2 separate regions of the Homo sapiens genome follow, and region 1 is linked to region 2. The links are chromatin contacts, found by Hi-C or POLR2A ChIA-PET in ENCODE. All regions are on one chromosome and are shown on one strand. The core of a region is the stretch at or near the end of the contact, and the rest is flanking DNA. Distances in the headings are between cores, read along the strand shown. Region 1 overlaps MPRIP (myosin phosphatase Rho interacting protein). Region 2 overlaps MPRIP (myosin phosphatase Rho interacting protein).

Region 1 (6,912 bases), core at 4,106-6,605, 40 kb before region 2:
CCATTCATATGTGTGGCACAGCTTACTGGCTGGTGCTAGCATACTACACATAAATACATTTATAGGAAAATAATTAAAATGCTGAAGTCTATCTATTTGAACTTCTTCCTCATCGGTAAAGCTGGGAAAGCTCACTACTGTGTAGCTGGTGCCAAGGAGCAGCCTGAGACCCCGCCTGCAGCTGTCCCTAAGACTTTCCTCTCCCCATACAGAAACCAGTTCTACTTCTTCACTGTTCTTCTTTCTTCCCTCTGGAATTCAGGGGTTAAATCCCTTCCAGGGTATTTGGATGCCTGCAGGAAGGAAACTGGAGAGAGGGCCCAGCCCTGTGCAGCACAAGGCTCCCTGCTCAGTGTGGCACCAGTTGGGCAGCCGTCAACATCTGTGCCAGTGTTGCCACCTGGGCAAGTCTCTGTTCCTGGGGCATGTCCAGGTGCAACATGAAGAACATCGTCATCCTTTCTCGCCTGGTTCACTCCATCGCAGGATGGAGCCCACCAGCAGGGAACCCAGACTTCCTTGACCCAGATGGTGGCTGTCCCTGTATGAGGGCTCTTCAGAAACGCCAGGACAGGCCCAGGGCATTTTCAGGAGCTCTTAGCAAAGCAGCCTCAGTCCGTTTCCTGGCAATACCCTACACTAAACCAGCCTCTGGGGAGAGACCTGTGGCAGGGAGGAATGCAGACGCCCTGCTGGCCTGTCTCTGACCCCTCACATGCTGCACTCATATTAATTTTCCAGGATTCCTGAAGTCCAGCCTCAAGGGATATGTGACAGAAAAAAGGGAATCAAATGCTCTTTTGTCCTATGGGCAAACTTGCTTTAATTTAAAGCACTGTGAGGGCTGAAGGCAGATGATCCTGTCTCCAAGCATGGACTCTGGCCAGAACCCCCTGGAGGGCAGAAGGCAGGGAGCTGTCTGCAGAAGGGCCAGTGGGGTCCACCCCCAGGGGCAGCAGGGATGGTCACGAAGGAAACCATGCCAGGAAGGGCAGGTGGTGGACCTCAGAGAACGGCACAAAATCGTAGCACCCAGACACGAGGCAAAAACTCCTATCTGGTCAGATCCTGATGCACTCCAGGTCCCTGTCTGTCCTGGAGCATTCGTGTGACCCAGCAGTGTCCTGGAGACAACAATGAGGCTGTGGGGGACAGCGGGGTCCCGAATGTTCCTTCTGTATATTCCCATTGACACAGAAAGGTCATAGTGCATTTCTCAAAGCACTGCCAATCTAAATGGTCAGGGGGGGTCTGATAAGTATATCTATATCTGATATGGGGCCTTGCTTTGTCACCCAGGCTGGAGTGCAGTGACACGATCATGACTGATTGCAGCCTCGACCTCCCGGGCTCAAGCAATCCTACTACCTCAGCCTCCTGAGTAGCTGGGACTACAGCTACGCAACTGTGCCACCTCAGAGAAGTAGATTTTTAAACAAACCCAATTTTCTCTTGCTGTTAACAACACTGAAGACTAGTAGCAGAGGAGTGAAAGTGTGGGTTAAGAGCCTTAAAAACTTGTGGAAAGGGCTCGATGCCAGTGGAGAGCACTTAGTTATTTCAGTGAGAAGAGAGCACCTAAACCTGGGTCTGAAAACACATGAAAACTCCAGGCCTTGCTCCCGGCCCTTCTGCACATTGGGGGCGGGGCCAGAGCTCCACTGATGGCCTTGCTCATGACTTCATCTAGAAACTGAGCAACAGGATTTCTAGATTTCAACGCCCAAAGCATCCACCCACCCACAGAGACCATCACACCAACACAAGCATGAATACAAAGTGAAAGCATGTTCTTGGCATGAAAACCATCTACTCACACCCCACCTTGCTCCTAAAGTAGCAGAACCTGTTCCACCAGCCAGGGGTTTATACTCCCTATCTTAATGGGATTAATGGTTTTCATGGGGCCATAATAGACTCCAATTTAAGAGATTTTCAAGAATTGCCATAGAATGTTTTGTGGTGGTTAAAAAGGTCTTCCTCAAACTGTTAGAAAAAGCAAAATTGTTAGTATAGGTTTACTTTAACCAGGCTCTTTTAAAGATAAATGCTGCAAGATAGGTTTTCAGAGCTCAGATTAATTAAATGAGAGTTAAGATCGGAGTCTCAATAAACACTAATGTGCTGTTCTCATCAGATTCTGACATCCTCTGTACTTTCTTCTTGACTTAACAGGGGTCTCCTCTCAACCTTTTCCAAAGCAATGTGACGGTTTCTTTTCCAAAAGGTAAAAAAAAAACCCAAACCCCCAAACCTTCCCCCATTTTGAATGATTCCTGGGGGGAATTCATTTGTTTTTTGCAATCAGAGTCTGAAACCTGGGCTGCAGGTCAACAATCTCGAGCAGTTATGAAAAGACCAGGGTTACTGGAGACCAAGAAAGGAACGAGCGGAGGAAGGAAGGAAGGAAGGAAGGAGAGGGGCCGGGGATTTTGTGCAAGATTTAATAAAAAACAAACAAAAATAGGAATGGTTGCTTTCAACATTTTCCAGGTTGTGAAAGGTTTGCCACGACTCTCAGGGGTGTGGTTCTAAGCTGCATCAGTGGAACAAATACAAAATGCTGTCCTCCTCCTGGGCTGGAAGGCAGTGCACTTTCTCCTCTTAACAGCCAGACTAGCGGGTGAGGAGTCAGTGCTGTGACCCAGGCCAAGCTGGAGTGTCCGCATAGCTTTTTCTCTGACCAGTGGGGATTCCATCTACCTTGAGGCGTGCTGGCTGGGCCCCGTTTCCACACCAGCACATGGTGAGACAGGGTAGCTTATCAACAGGCTGCTGGGCCTTAATACTGACAGTGAGTGTGGCGGGTCACAGCCAGGAAAGGACTAACACAGATGCCCTCCCAGCCCCCACTGCTGGCCTAATTTTAGAATACCACGGAAAAAAGCTTTGATGAAGACAACAGGAAGTCAACACAGCAGAGAGTGGTGTGGACAACCCAGAAGCCAGCCTCACGCATTCCATGCCCACAGTTAACGATGACAACAACAGCAATAATAATAATAATAATAAAACAAAGGTACAGGTGAAAAGCAGCGCTTGGGGTGTGCTGCTGCAAGCTGGGGAAGGCGCGTGCTCAACTTGGATGGGACACACCTAGTCTTTCTTCAAGTCCCTGGATTCAAAGAGCTTCAACCGTTCTTGCACCGTCAGGCCTTCCTTCAGACTCTGGGTAGAGACAGAGCAGGAGGAGAAAATAAACACACCGTTAGACCCCCTGCACTGGACCGGACCGGACCAGACCGGACCGCTGGTGGAGCCGGCATCAGTCAGAGAGCCGGGTGCAGGTGCGGTTAGTGGGCATGCCAGGAGGAGAGTCCCCGGGAAATGCTGTTATTGGAGGATGTTTTCCCCTTCACAAAATTACTTGGATGAAAAAGGAAAAAAAAATCAGAGAGACAAGACCATGTGTTTAAGCAGCTAAATTCTGAGCTTAGGGCTCTTTAGAGAAGCAGTGATCAAACGAATCCAGCCAGGGAAAACAGTGCAATGAGCAAGGAGACTGCCCATCCCCGTGTCTTGTCTTGTGAATGGATTTGTCCACATCCAGCTCCAGAGATTCTTCACCTGACAGCCTCAGCTGAGGAGGACCAGATGCTCCAGGGAATCCCCAGCAGGATGGGTGTCCCGGGACAGGGCCTCGCTCCTACAGTGCCTCCGCAGCACCTGCTGCCCTCAGACCCATTTCTGGCATTCCCTCATCAGAGGCCTGTGAGTGTTATGGGGATGTGGGAACACGCCAACGTATCTAGTAAGATTTTCAAAACATAAAACCAATACTCTGTTCACGTGGAATCTTGCTAAAGCTTAAATCTGTATGTCCAGAGATGAATGAGATCTTACTAACTAGGGGACAGAGTATTTCCCATCTCATTCTTACAGACTTTCCTCAATGATTTAATTTCTGAATAAGAAAAGGAAGAGCACTTTTCAGAGAATGACTGGAAATGAAGGGCATTCCAGTACTGACTGGAAAGTGCTGTGGCTCTTCACTTATCTCCCTCTTCACGCTAAGTGTCGCCATCACACTCAGCCCTGCTGACTCCCTGTGGCTTACCCTTGCCAGAGCTGGTGCAGGTACAGGCTTTACTGAGAAACTGGAAGCTGAAGGGATGGGCTCTAGCTCAGGGTCTGCCTGATTCTACCAGTTTCAACCAAAAACCTGAGCAACGTGAAACTGCAGGCTGTACCCCATCTACTGGGAAGTCGCCAGCTTAGGCTCAGGCACACTCTGGCACTGTCCTGGAGACTCTGGTGTGATAGACTGGGGACTGAGCATGGGCTGGTCAGCTTGAGGCTCCCTCCAAAGCTCAAGGGAAGGGGGAGCTCCACTGTCCCCCACCCCACCCAGCTCTACCCAGAACAGACCTGCTTGTTTGCTATATTCTGGAGCTATGTGTCTGTGTAAATAAATAAACAATGTGATTTTTAAATACAGGGTTCTGCTGCTAAGCATTTTAAAACTCACTGGTCCAGGCCGGGCGCGGTGGCTCACGCCTGTAATCCCAGCACTTTGGGAGGCCGAGGCGGGCAGATCACGATGTCAGGAGATCGAGACCATCCTGGCTAACACAGTGAAACCCCGTCTCTACTAAAAAATACAAAAAATTAGCTGGGCGTGGTGGCAGGCGCCTGTAGTCCCAGCTACATGGGAGGCTGAGGCAGGAGAATGGCGTGAACCCGGGAGGCGGAGCTTGCAGTGAGCAGAGATCGCGCCACTGCACTCTAGCCTGGGCGACAGAGCGAGACTCCGTCTCAAAACAAACAAACAACCTCACTGGTCCAGGTGAGCCTCACCTCAAGCAGTTGTCACAGCTTGATAATTGTGTGTTTCTGAGAGGGTTTCTTTGGAAGCCTGCCACAGAGAGTGGCTGGGGGAATGGGGGGAAAATCCATCTCCCATTCTGAGCCCAGATGTACCTCAACACCCATGCCTGCTTCCAGGTGCCCTTGGGGGGTCCCTCCCCACAGAGTGCAGGGTTCTCACAGCAGTCAGTCTTGCAGAGGACCTGGGTAGACATCTGGTCACCATTGAAGGGGCTGGGGCCAAGCCAGGCAGGCAGCCCTGAGCCTAAGTGCTACTCAGAGGCAGGCCCCGGAGCATGGCTGGGGGATGTCACTGACATCCCGGTTCCTGCTTGTTGGGGACTTTCTGTCAGGACTGTAGTGAGTTTGATCACTCCTAAGGCCTGGGTTTGCTCCTTGCAGGCACTGCGTCAGAAGCCCCAGATTCCTGCTACAGCAGGCCCAGGGGAGGGGAGCGCCCTGACAGCCACAGCACCCAGCATGCTCGCTACTGGCTCCTGCCCCAGTGACAAAGGGCAGAGCTCAGGCTCAGGTGATGCTGGGCTTGCTACAATTCCAAGGGTGGGAAGTAAGTGAAATCCCCTACGTTATTCCCACACTGGCTGCAGGAGGCTGTTTCTCTCTCTACGTCCTCTGGATTCTCTCCCGGTGGCTGCTCAGCCCAAGGCTCAGCCAGCTCCCTCTGGGGTTCATCTCCCCCTAGGCTGTTGTCTCCACTGAGTGCCTCCTGTAGCCCCACATACTGAGCTGACCACAGACACGGGGGCCCCTTAAGAACCCCGAGGGAAGCATTCTCTGGTCTCAATCCCAGAAAAGGCTGTGCTGCTCCTAAGCAACTTGCTGTCTTTGATTTTGTAGCAGCTGAGACTTGCGGTCCTTTCGAGCGAGGCAGGACAGAAAAACAGAACAGAACAAAAGACACAGATCAGTGCACATCAGATGCCACATCAAAAAACACCACTGAGAAGTACGGTTTCTGGGCAACTGCATTTCCATCTTCTTGAAGGGTTGGGTGGAGTCTTCAGATACAGTTGAGGAAAAGGATGACACCCACCCATGCCTGTGCCTCCTAATGTCTCCTGGGAGCGCGAACACGGCCCCATCCTGCCCTGTTGCACCACAGACATCTAGGAAGTCCTCGACTTTCTGCTGGGGCCAGCAGGACTAGCCCTGCACTCCAAGGATTTTTATTACGGAAACCCAGCCAAGCCAAACATCAACTTAAAAACACATAAGGAGGAGGACCCCATCCTGGGGTTTCTCTCCATCCTTTTCAGTCTGCCCTGGGGCCCAGACAGTCTGCTCCCTCATCCCTGCTCTGGCTGGTTCCCAGCCACTGTGAGAGGCCCCCACCCACTCACTGCACAGAGTTACTGTCAGGGGCCCGTGGGTGTTGCACAGCCTCCCTGGAAGGGTCCTGTCAGTGACAGCCGGTCCCATGTCACTTATAGACATGGTCCAAAAGCCCAAATCACTAATAGTGAACTTCAAACTCCTTCAAGAAAAGCTCAAAGATACTAGCTACAGTTTAGCCTCAAATAAGTAGTAGAATCTTCAGTAAGAAAACCGTGAACCAAAAAAGAACAAGTTTCCTTTTGCTAAACAAAACGTTATGTTTAAAGAAAAATGCCCAAGCTAAGTTTTCAATCAAGCCTAAACCATATTTGGGTATAGGGGACTTAGAACTGTAGAAAAATAAAACCAAACTGACTAGGCTTAAAACCTTCAACTCTTTAACCAAGCCTCAGGATGAAGTCCTTCGGACGGCGGGGTGCTGTGGGTGTGCCTGAGAAAGGGCCAGCATGGGGAGGAAGACGTGGTTCTTGCTTTCCTCCATGTTCTCATTCCGGGATGAACGAGATCAAGCTACTGAGCCGGCAACTACTCATTCTCAGGGTGTCTCCCACCATGGGCCCTCCCCCACCTCCTCTCTGGCATAGGGCCTTCAATGGCACCTAGTGAGAAGCTTTTGTTTTATTAAAAAAAAAAATACTGGTAAATATTTCGCCCCTATTGCTTGTAGTTATCACGCTCTTCTGAACCATCTTCACCAAGCTCTAGTCCTGGTTTATCCATTCCTAGAATGACCACCCTGTTAGCCTTGAC
Region 2 (7,588 bases), core at 4,695-7,194:
ACCCCCAGAGGTCTACAGACCACACTCGGAAGTGCTCTTCTATGCACATGCAACCAAACACTTACATAGGCTCCTTACTTCCCCAACGCTGGACACCACCAGAGGCCCACCGCCCACACTCTCCTACCCCTACTTCTTATCACTACCACCTTTTCTCCTTCAGTCTGTAAAGACTGGCTCAGAGTATTTAATACATATCCCGGCCCTTAATGATGGGTATTTAGGCTCTTTCCAATCATCTGGCTGTTACAAACGTGTGGGAATGACTAACCTGAAACAGACGTTTTTCCACATGTGGGAGTTATCTGAGGGATTCCTGGAGTGAAACTACTGGGGAAAAGGCAAAGGAGACTTGCCAAACTGTTTAGAAGAGGTTATTTTATTTGTAGGTGAAGAAAAAAAGAACCCCTTCTATTTGGTCCTTGACCACAGAATCAGGACTGTCCAGGGGCCCAAAAAAGCTCATCTATCCTATCCTGTCCTTGTCCAGAAGGCAGGGCACAAGATGTAGTTCAATTCTTCCAACTCCATTTACCATGAAATCTCTTTGTGGAAAAAACAAAATTGTTCATCCTGAGTTTTCAAATTTCAGTGTTTTTCAAAGAACAGAGAAAAGAAAAGCTGCCCAAACCCACTGCACTGGGCACTTAATTCAAGGCCTTGACGAAGCCCAGCATCACAGCCAGGAAAATGATCACAAGGACAAAGGCTGGTCTTGTGCTCACCTTCCCACCAGGTCGGGACTGGGAAACCCAAGAGGGCAACATGGACATACCTTCGGCAAGGTAACACCACCGAAGGGCGCTGTCCTCAGAAGTGGGGACATTAGCCCAGGGGGAAGCAGATCTACTAGCCCCAGATGCCGCCTGGACCCCTCCAGCTGTCTCCACAGCAGAGGCAAAGCCCAGACACTCACCTCCTCAGCCACTGAATCCCTGTAGTATCTCAGGCTTTGATCGGCGAGGACAAACCAGTGTTTCTTCCACTAAAGGGGAAGAAAAGAAAAATGACTCGACTACCAACTCCTATACAGCATGCCTGCCACGCCACGGCGGTGCGCAGCCAGAGCCTGTGGGGCCCTCCCAGAGCACAGGGAAAGCAGGGGACAGGCTGGCCCCTCCCTTGACAGCATACAGAGGACTCTGCTCGGACTGCAGGCAGCCATGCGCTCACACCCTCAGGACGCTCACTAAGCTGTGACCCTCCAGTGAAGAGGCAGCACAGACAGCTGAGCAGGCCTTGGCTGTGGGCTCTATGACCAATGGTGTGGCTGGTGGCCAGGCCGTGCGGTCCTCAGTAACTACAGAGGCTGCAGACAACAGGCTGGGCCCATCAGAACGGAAAGGTGGCTGTGAAATGGCATCTCCACCTGCAGGTGGCAGCCCGCAAGCCATGGCCATGTGGCCTCCTAACCAGCAGGGGTAACTAACCAGCTAGAGACCAAGTCTTCACTGTGAGCAGTAAGGAAGGGAACTTGAGTCTTCATGCCAGGCCAAGGGCATTTGATATGGAGGAGAAATAAAGAGGATGTCTTGGGATAGCAGCTCAGGAAGCAGGAAGGGAGTGAGGATGGGCTAGGCATCAGGGCCTCTTAGGTAAGGACCCAGCAGGCTTTTCTTCATGCCTCCTTGGGAGGCCTGGCCTTCCAGCCCATGGCACAGGGTCAAGGTGGGCTGGCAGGTCCAGCCTCAGATGGCTCTTCCTGCTTGAGTCTGATGGCAAGAATGTACCATGTTTGCTCCTTCCAGGGCTAACACTGCCACTGCAGCTGAGGGGTCTCTGGCATGAGAGTCTTGCAGTGCTAGGCTACTGTCTACTTGGCTGGCTTGCATGGAAACACAAGCCAATCCCACAGCCAGAGAGTTTCTTTGTCCCTGGGGAAGCCAGGCCCCTAAACAACTTTTAGGAAAGATCACCAGGTGGGGGCTAGTGTTACAAGGCATCCCTAAGGCCGGGCCAACACCCGCTTGCCATCAGCAGACAGGCCTACCGAGTGCCCCTCCAGAGCACCCCCCACTGCAGAAATGAAGGCTGTGTGCCTGCACTTCTAGGAGCAGATGGGAGTCTCAGCCACAGCCCTGGTCATGAAGACAAGGGGCATGGAGGAGGAAGGCATGGAGCCAGCACTTGCAGACTGGCTGGGGACAAGGACAGCTCACCCTCACCCTGTCCCCAGATCCCTCAGGGGCCACGGCAACCCTGCACACTCACCTGGCCGTCCTCATACTGCTTAGTCAGCCAGCCTTTCTTGAAATTCAGCAGGTCGGGCTGAGAAAGGGAGAAAAAAGAACAGCTCAGAGGAAACTCTTCTAGTGTCATGAGTGTCTGATGGGGCCAGTATTTCTGTCCAGATGAGGCGGGTACCAGGAAAGGGGTTTCTCCACCTGCCAGACAAGCCTGTGCAGCCCCCTCACCCTGGTGGGTGCTGCCTGCAACCAGCCTTCTGTAGGCACACGCGACCTTGAGGAAGGAGATGCTGGGCTTGGCAGGCTGGCAGGAGAGAAGGTATGGTCTCATTGCCCTGTGAGCAGTGTGGGCTCCGGCCTGTACAGGGCCCACTGCACAGGGCCTATCTGGGAGGCAGAAAACAAGCCCAGATGAAGAGTCACAGAACATTTTATTTGAAGGGAAACATCTGCAGGGAAGGCTGAAAGGAGAATTGATTCAAAAGTTCTTGCAGAAGCCACAGGAAGCCTGGGAAACAGAGACGTGCGGTGTTGAGGAAGCAGCAGCTGCAGCCCCGCTGAGACCCTCAGGCCATTTCTCCACCAGGAATAGGCTTGACCTGTATTCCCCCACAAGAAGCAGGATGGCAGACAGGGGGGCAGCGCCCAGGCACAGCGCTCTTGTCCTTCCTCCACCTGTGCCGCCCAGACACACCTGGGCCCTGAGGAACAGCCTGAGACAGCACTGCCATCTACAGCCCACCTGGCTGGCCCCACAGAGACATGGGTCACCTTATCTCTGGTCCGAGGTGCTCTCTTTTCTACAGCCATCTGAGCAGAAGCTAGCTTTGATGTCTGTTTGTATTATTCCAAGGAGTGAGAGTGAGAACAGGCAAGAATTGTCAGGATAACTACCAGAACAAAGCGCTCTGGGAGCCTCTGCTCAGAACCCTGTCTCTGAGGAGTGAGGAAGGAACCACAGTCCGCTGCTGCCTAGGTCTGGCCAAGACTGACCCAGATAGATAAGAAGTCCCTCTACAGAGCCCTGTTTCAACCCCAACGTCCTGCCAAGCTGTGCAACTGTCCTTGCCGCCAGAGTTATTTGAAGCACCCAATCAAAAGCAACACTGTGAAATTAGGACACCCTACCCCAAGTAGCCCTTAAATAGGGAGGTCCTCTCCTGCAAGCTTGTAGTTGCCATTGCGGCACAGGACCTGAGACGTGGGACTGCCACCTGCCCCCTCTCTGACAGCCTGCTTAGCTTGCAGATCTTTCTTTTTTTTGAGACGGAGTCTCGCTCTGTCGCCAGGCCGGAGTGCAGTGGCGCGATCTCAGCTCACTGCAACCTCCGCCTCCCGGGTTCAAGCGATTCTCCTGCCTCAGCCTCTCAAATAGCTGGGACTACAGGAGCGCGACACCACACCCAGCTAATTTTTGTATTTTTAGTAGAGTCAGTGTTTCACCATGTTGGTCAGGATGGTCTCGATCTCTTGACCTCGTGATCTGCCCACCTCGGCCTCCCAAAGTGCTTGGATTACAGACGTGAGCCACCGTGCCCGGCCTAGCTTGCAGATCTTTAACAAAAACTCGTAATTTCCATATCATGGTTGTGCCATTGAAGCCAAGCCTGCAATCTGACCCCAATGGCAAGGCCTATGCAGGTGGGTTCCCTGCTGGTGTTCTCTGTTGGGGAAGGCGCTCCCAGCTAAGTTAACAGAGAAACAAGGAGTTTTGTTCAAGACACCTGAAGCAAAACCCAGACTGAAGGAAAAACCCAAACCTTACTCCTCCTCACACTCCATGTTACACATCAATCTGTGGTTGGCAGCCCCCAAGCCCTGGGGCAGGCCGGAGGCCCATGGTGAGCTGCTGTGCAGGCAGCAAGGAGGAGACAAGAGGCAGTGAGCAGGCCCCAGGCTCCCCTGGAGGCTGAAGACAGAGCGGGTAGGAGCTGGGTCAGCATGCTGAGTTGGCCTTGCTCCTGTACCCTGACCACTCCTTCCGCACCTCTGTTGTCATAGCTCTGAGGCCCATGGAGAACCTGGTGCAAGGCCTGCTCTTCCACTTGAGGCATGACACGGAGAACGAGACAAGCTCCAGCAAGACGTGGCCTCTGCCTCCGAAGTGCCACAAAAAGCAATGCCCAAAGCCAGAGGAGCGGAGGGTCCCTGCTGCAGCCCTGCCGCCTAGAGTCGGGAGTCTGCCTAGCCCGAGGTGGCCTCCTCCGCAGGGCCTCCTCCCAGAGCTCAGGATGCCATGGAGCCCTTGGTTCTGCTGGGACCAGAAAAGGGAAGAAACAGAATCTGTGTTCGACGGCCTGTGGGTCGGTGGGTGGGGGTGCTCACGGACACGAGGGCCTGTGCACAGAGGGACAGCTGGCATGGACGCATAGACAGAAACAGACAGCGCCTCAGAGTGACCAGAAGCAGAGGAGCACGGCCTCCGGAGGACGCGGCGCCTGGGCTCACCGTCACGGAGGGCTCCGTGGACCTCCTGTCCAGTGACTTGGCTCTTCGGTGTGGAGACAGGGGGGAAGCCGAGGCGTCTGGGAGAGGAGCTGGGGGGGCTTCATTGGTGAAGTCCTGTGGCAGAGAGCAGCCGCTGGTCAGTGCAGCCCAGGGCAATGTGGGCATGTGAGGGACGAGCTGGTGCTGTCCACCCCTCCAAGAGCCGCCAGGGCCTTGCTCCTGGCGAGGGGCAGTGATCTGCCTAGCCACCATAGCAAGTCTGCAGCAGGGCCAGGACAGGACCCGGGTCCTGAGATGCCCTGGTTGATAGAGCAGCCTTTTCTTTTGGATTCCCAGTCACTGTCACTTTCCTGGCCCCACCCCATCCTCCAGCTTCTCTGGGTCACAGAAGGAAGAGCCCTGGGCTCTGTGGTGGCAGGTGGCAAGCTGTGGGCCAGACAGTAGGCACTAGGCACCTTGTGAACAAGAGAGAAGCCAGGAGAAGATGAGCTTAGACTTGGCCGGCTACAAAAGCAGCAGGCGGGTGCCCAGGAGGATTTCAGAAGCCGAGTCTACCTTGGGCTGAGTGGAGAAACGAGGGGTGTAGTTGTACTGAAAGAAAGAGTTAGGAAGGTGTGACATTCAGCCTTGTTGCTGGGCTGTCTCAGATAGGAAGAGAGTGATCCTAATTAAATCTGGGATCTAAAATGCATGAGAATATCCTTCAGCAGAGACGGAGAAGGCTCTGATATGAAGCTGCAGGAGACAGGCCTGCTCTCAAGAAGTCACTATGCAGAGGAGGTGGTTGGAGAGAAGCCTGGCAGGAGCACATCCCAGGCCTGTGTGGAGGGGACTTGGCGCATGGGGTGCATGCTGACCCGCCCCCGAGCCACCCCTGAGGTGCTGCCCAGCCCCAGGAGCTCACCCGCTTCCTAGGGAACGCCCTCTTCTCGCTGCGGCCCTGGCGTGTGTCGCTGGATGGTGAGGGCCCCACTGCATTGGTCTCCATGTGCTCTGCCTTCTCAATGTCCAAGGCCTCAAACTTTTCAATCACCTGGGACCTCCTGCAAGAGAGGACACGAGGCCCTGAGGTGGCAGTGAGGTGAGCTGTGAGGTGGCAGTGAGCCGACTCCTCCCATGCCCGGCCTGGCCCGGGCCTGATTCCCCTCAGGCTTGCACAGCACCGAGGTTGTCTAGACACGTGCTCAGCTGACCCGAGCTCTGCCTGCACCCCTCCACGGCCCTCCCTCCCATCAGGCCTGCGCTTGCCCCTACCCTCTGCCCCCGCGCTAGAGGCCCTGCAGGCTCTGTGGTGCTGACCCACTCGGCATTCACACAGCTTGGCACCCGGCAGCCTCTCCTGAGCCACAGACATGATCAAAAGGCAACCACCACCACGGAAGGCAGCCTCCATTCTCATTGCATCCCTCATGGATCACAGTGCACCCCCCACCCCAAAATTTAGCAAGGAAGAGGCCCAGGAATTAACATTGTTTCTGCCAACAGTAAAAGGAATCAAAGACCAAATTAAAACAAAAACAAAGCAGGCTGATTTCATGTGAAAGGGCTGGCGGCCTCCTCAGGCTGTCTACGGCCGGAGACGGAGCTTAGATGGGGGCGAAGCGGGTGGAGGAGGCGCAGCGCCACCCAGCGGCACAGCAGGAGAGCGCAGAGGCAAGACCTGAAAGAAAACAAGGCTGGGAAATGAATACATGGAAGAGCGCTGCTTTTTCAAATCAAATAATGGTGAACCAAAATTATCCAAAGAATTAAAGAAGCAAAAACCCAAGGTAATCACTGAAGAGGGAGAGAGACCATGATTGTCCTCCAGCTGCAAGAAGTCACCCTGGTGGGGTCAGAGGTGGGGGACGCACCAGCTGAGGCTCAGCTCACAGGGCCGGGCCTGTTCTCCCAGGGGCACCTAAGTTACCTGGCGGGGAGGGTGTCACTGCTGCTCTGGACAAGAGGATAAGAACCCAGAGGAAGTGGGTGAAGGGCTCCCAAGCCTGGAAGCCTAATTATCTCCACAAGGAAGAGAGGAAACAAGATCAATTCCTGAGACCCCACCTCCCCCAAGAGGCCAGCTGCTTCTCAGGGAGTGCGAGGGAAAACTGGCTGCCTAAGGCGTCTTCACCCCCGGAGAGAGGAGGGCGAGGGCCCCGGGCTCTGCTTCCTCCCTGCGCTTAGACACAAAGTGTCTTCCTCAGCTCAGCTTCCTCCCTGTGCTTAGACACAAAGTGTCTTCCTCAGGAAAGAAGCTTGTGCCGGGCCAGCCTGCTAGAACCAGCAGCGGAGGCAGGCGCTGGGGTAGGGGAGCAGCAGAGGCCGCGGCATTGTGAGAGCAGGAAGCTAAGGAAGCTGCTGGAGTTCCAGGACACCCAGGGAAAGCTTGGTAAGTGCAAGCCAGGCGTCCACCACACTTGAGCGATTGTGGTGGGATCTTGGTGAGATTCAAGGCTCACCAACAGGCCACTTCCAGGATGAGGGCTCCTCTGCCCAACACTGGGGCCTAGAAAGCCCCAGGAAAGCAGTGAGGAACTGCTGGGCTTTAACCTCATGCAAATCGCATGCCGTGGTACTGTGGGGATCCAGACAGAGGAGTCGTGGTGGAGAAGAGGAAAGGCACTTGCTACAGTCACTCTGCATGGGGGCCTGGGGAGATCCTGTAAGACCACAGGCTCGCACACTGGCTGCCCTGATCTACTGGGCGAGGTGGAAAGTTATTACTTGGTGCCCTGGAAGCTGCAGGTGGGACAGCAAGCACCTTACTGGTCAGCACAGAAAACGGGGCCTGCACCCTGCAGCTCCAGGGTTCCCAGGGCACTAACCGCTGTGCTGAGGGCAGGGGGGTTAGGGCTACATGGGGAGCTGTCCTTGCTGCCAGTCACCAGCAGGCCAACCAGGAAAACAACTTCCCCCACTCAGCAGCCAGAGGTGACTCACTATCCAAGAAACACTCTGGAAGTCTGAGGAAC

Evidence for each region. Hi-C counts contacts between places; a loop is a spot of excess contacts on that map. ChIA-PET counts read pairs that join two places held with the same protein, here RNA polymerase II (POLR2A). Pooled maps may share reads with other maps.
Region 1: a map of naive thymus-derived CD4-positive, alpha-beta T cell shows a loop between it and region 2 (1.9-fold over the local background). The contact joins two enhancer-like sites. A Hi-C loop is called at or near these places in 12 of 168 maps with a recorded cell type or tissue (CD4-positive, alpha-beta memory T cell, GM12878, cardiac septum and 8 more), 4 of 37 single-sample maps with no recorded cell type and 11 of 50 pooled maps. POLR2A ChIA-PET finds 5 or more read pairs at or near these places in 15 of 52 experiments (CD4-positive, alpha-beta T cell, CD4-positive, alpha-beta memory T cell, PC-9 and 10 more).

Annotation. Positions count from the first base shown.
Region 1 is chr17:17,181,079-17,187,990 of GRCh38, reverse strand. MPRIP (myosin phosphatase Rho interacting protein) reads right to left here. Exons shown (of 24, transcript NM_001364716.4): 24 at 1-3,168. The coding sequence ends at 3,097. Among named protein-coding and RNA genes, the nearest start is that of PLD6, 22 kb to the left of the region's middle. RefSeq lists enhancers at 1,603-1,672, 1,703-1,902, 2,690-3,190. Within about 2 kb of position 5,355, at least 6 of the 41 ENCODE cell types and tissues checked have a DNase peak (open chromatin) inside an H3K27ac peak, as active enhancers do.
Region 2 is chr17:17,140,716-17,148,303 of GRCh38, reverse strand. It overlaps MPRIP (myosin phosphatase Rho interacting protein), which reads right to left. Exons shown (of 24, transcript NM_001364716.4): 8 at 5,539-5,677; 9 at 4,635-4,748; 10 at 2,212-2,268; 11 at 917-985. Among named protein-coding and RNA genes, the nearest start is that of PLD6, 62 kb to the left of the region's middle. RefSeq lists enhancers at 5,259-5,800, 5,801-6,343, 7,044-7,588. Within about 2 kb of position 5,944, at least 6 of the 41 ENCODE cell types and tissues checked have a DNase peak (open chromatin) inside an H3K27ac peak, as active enhancers do.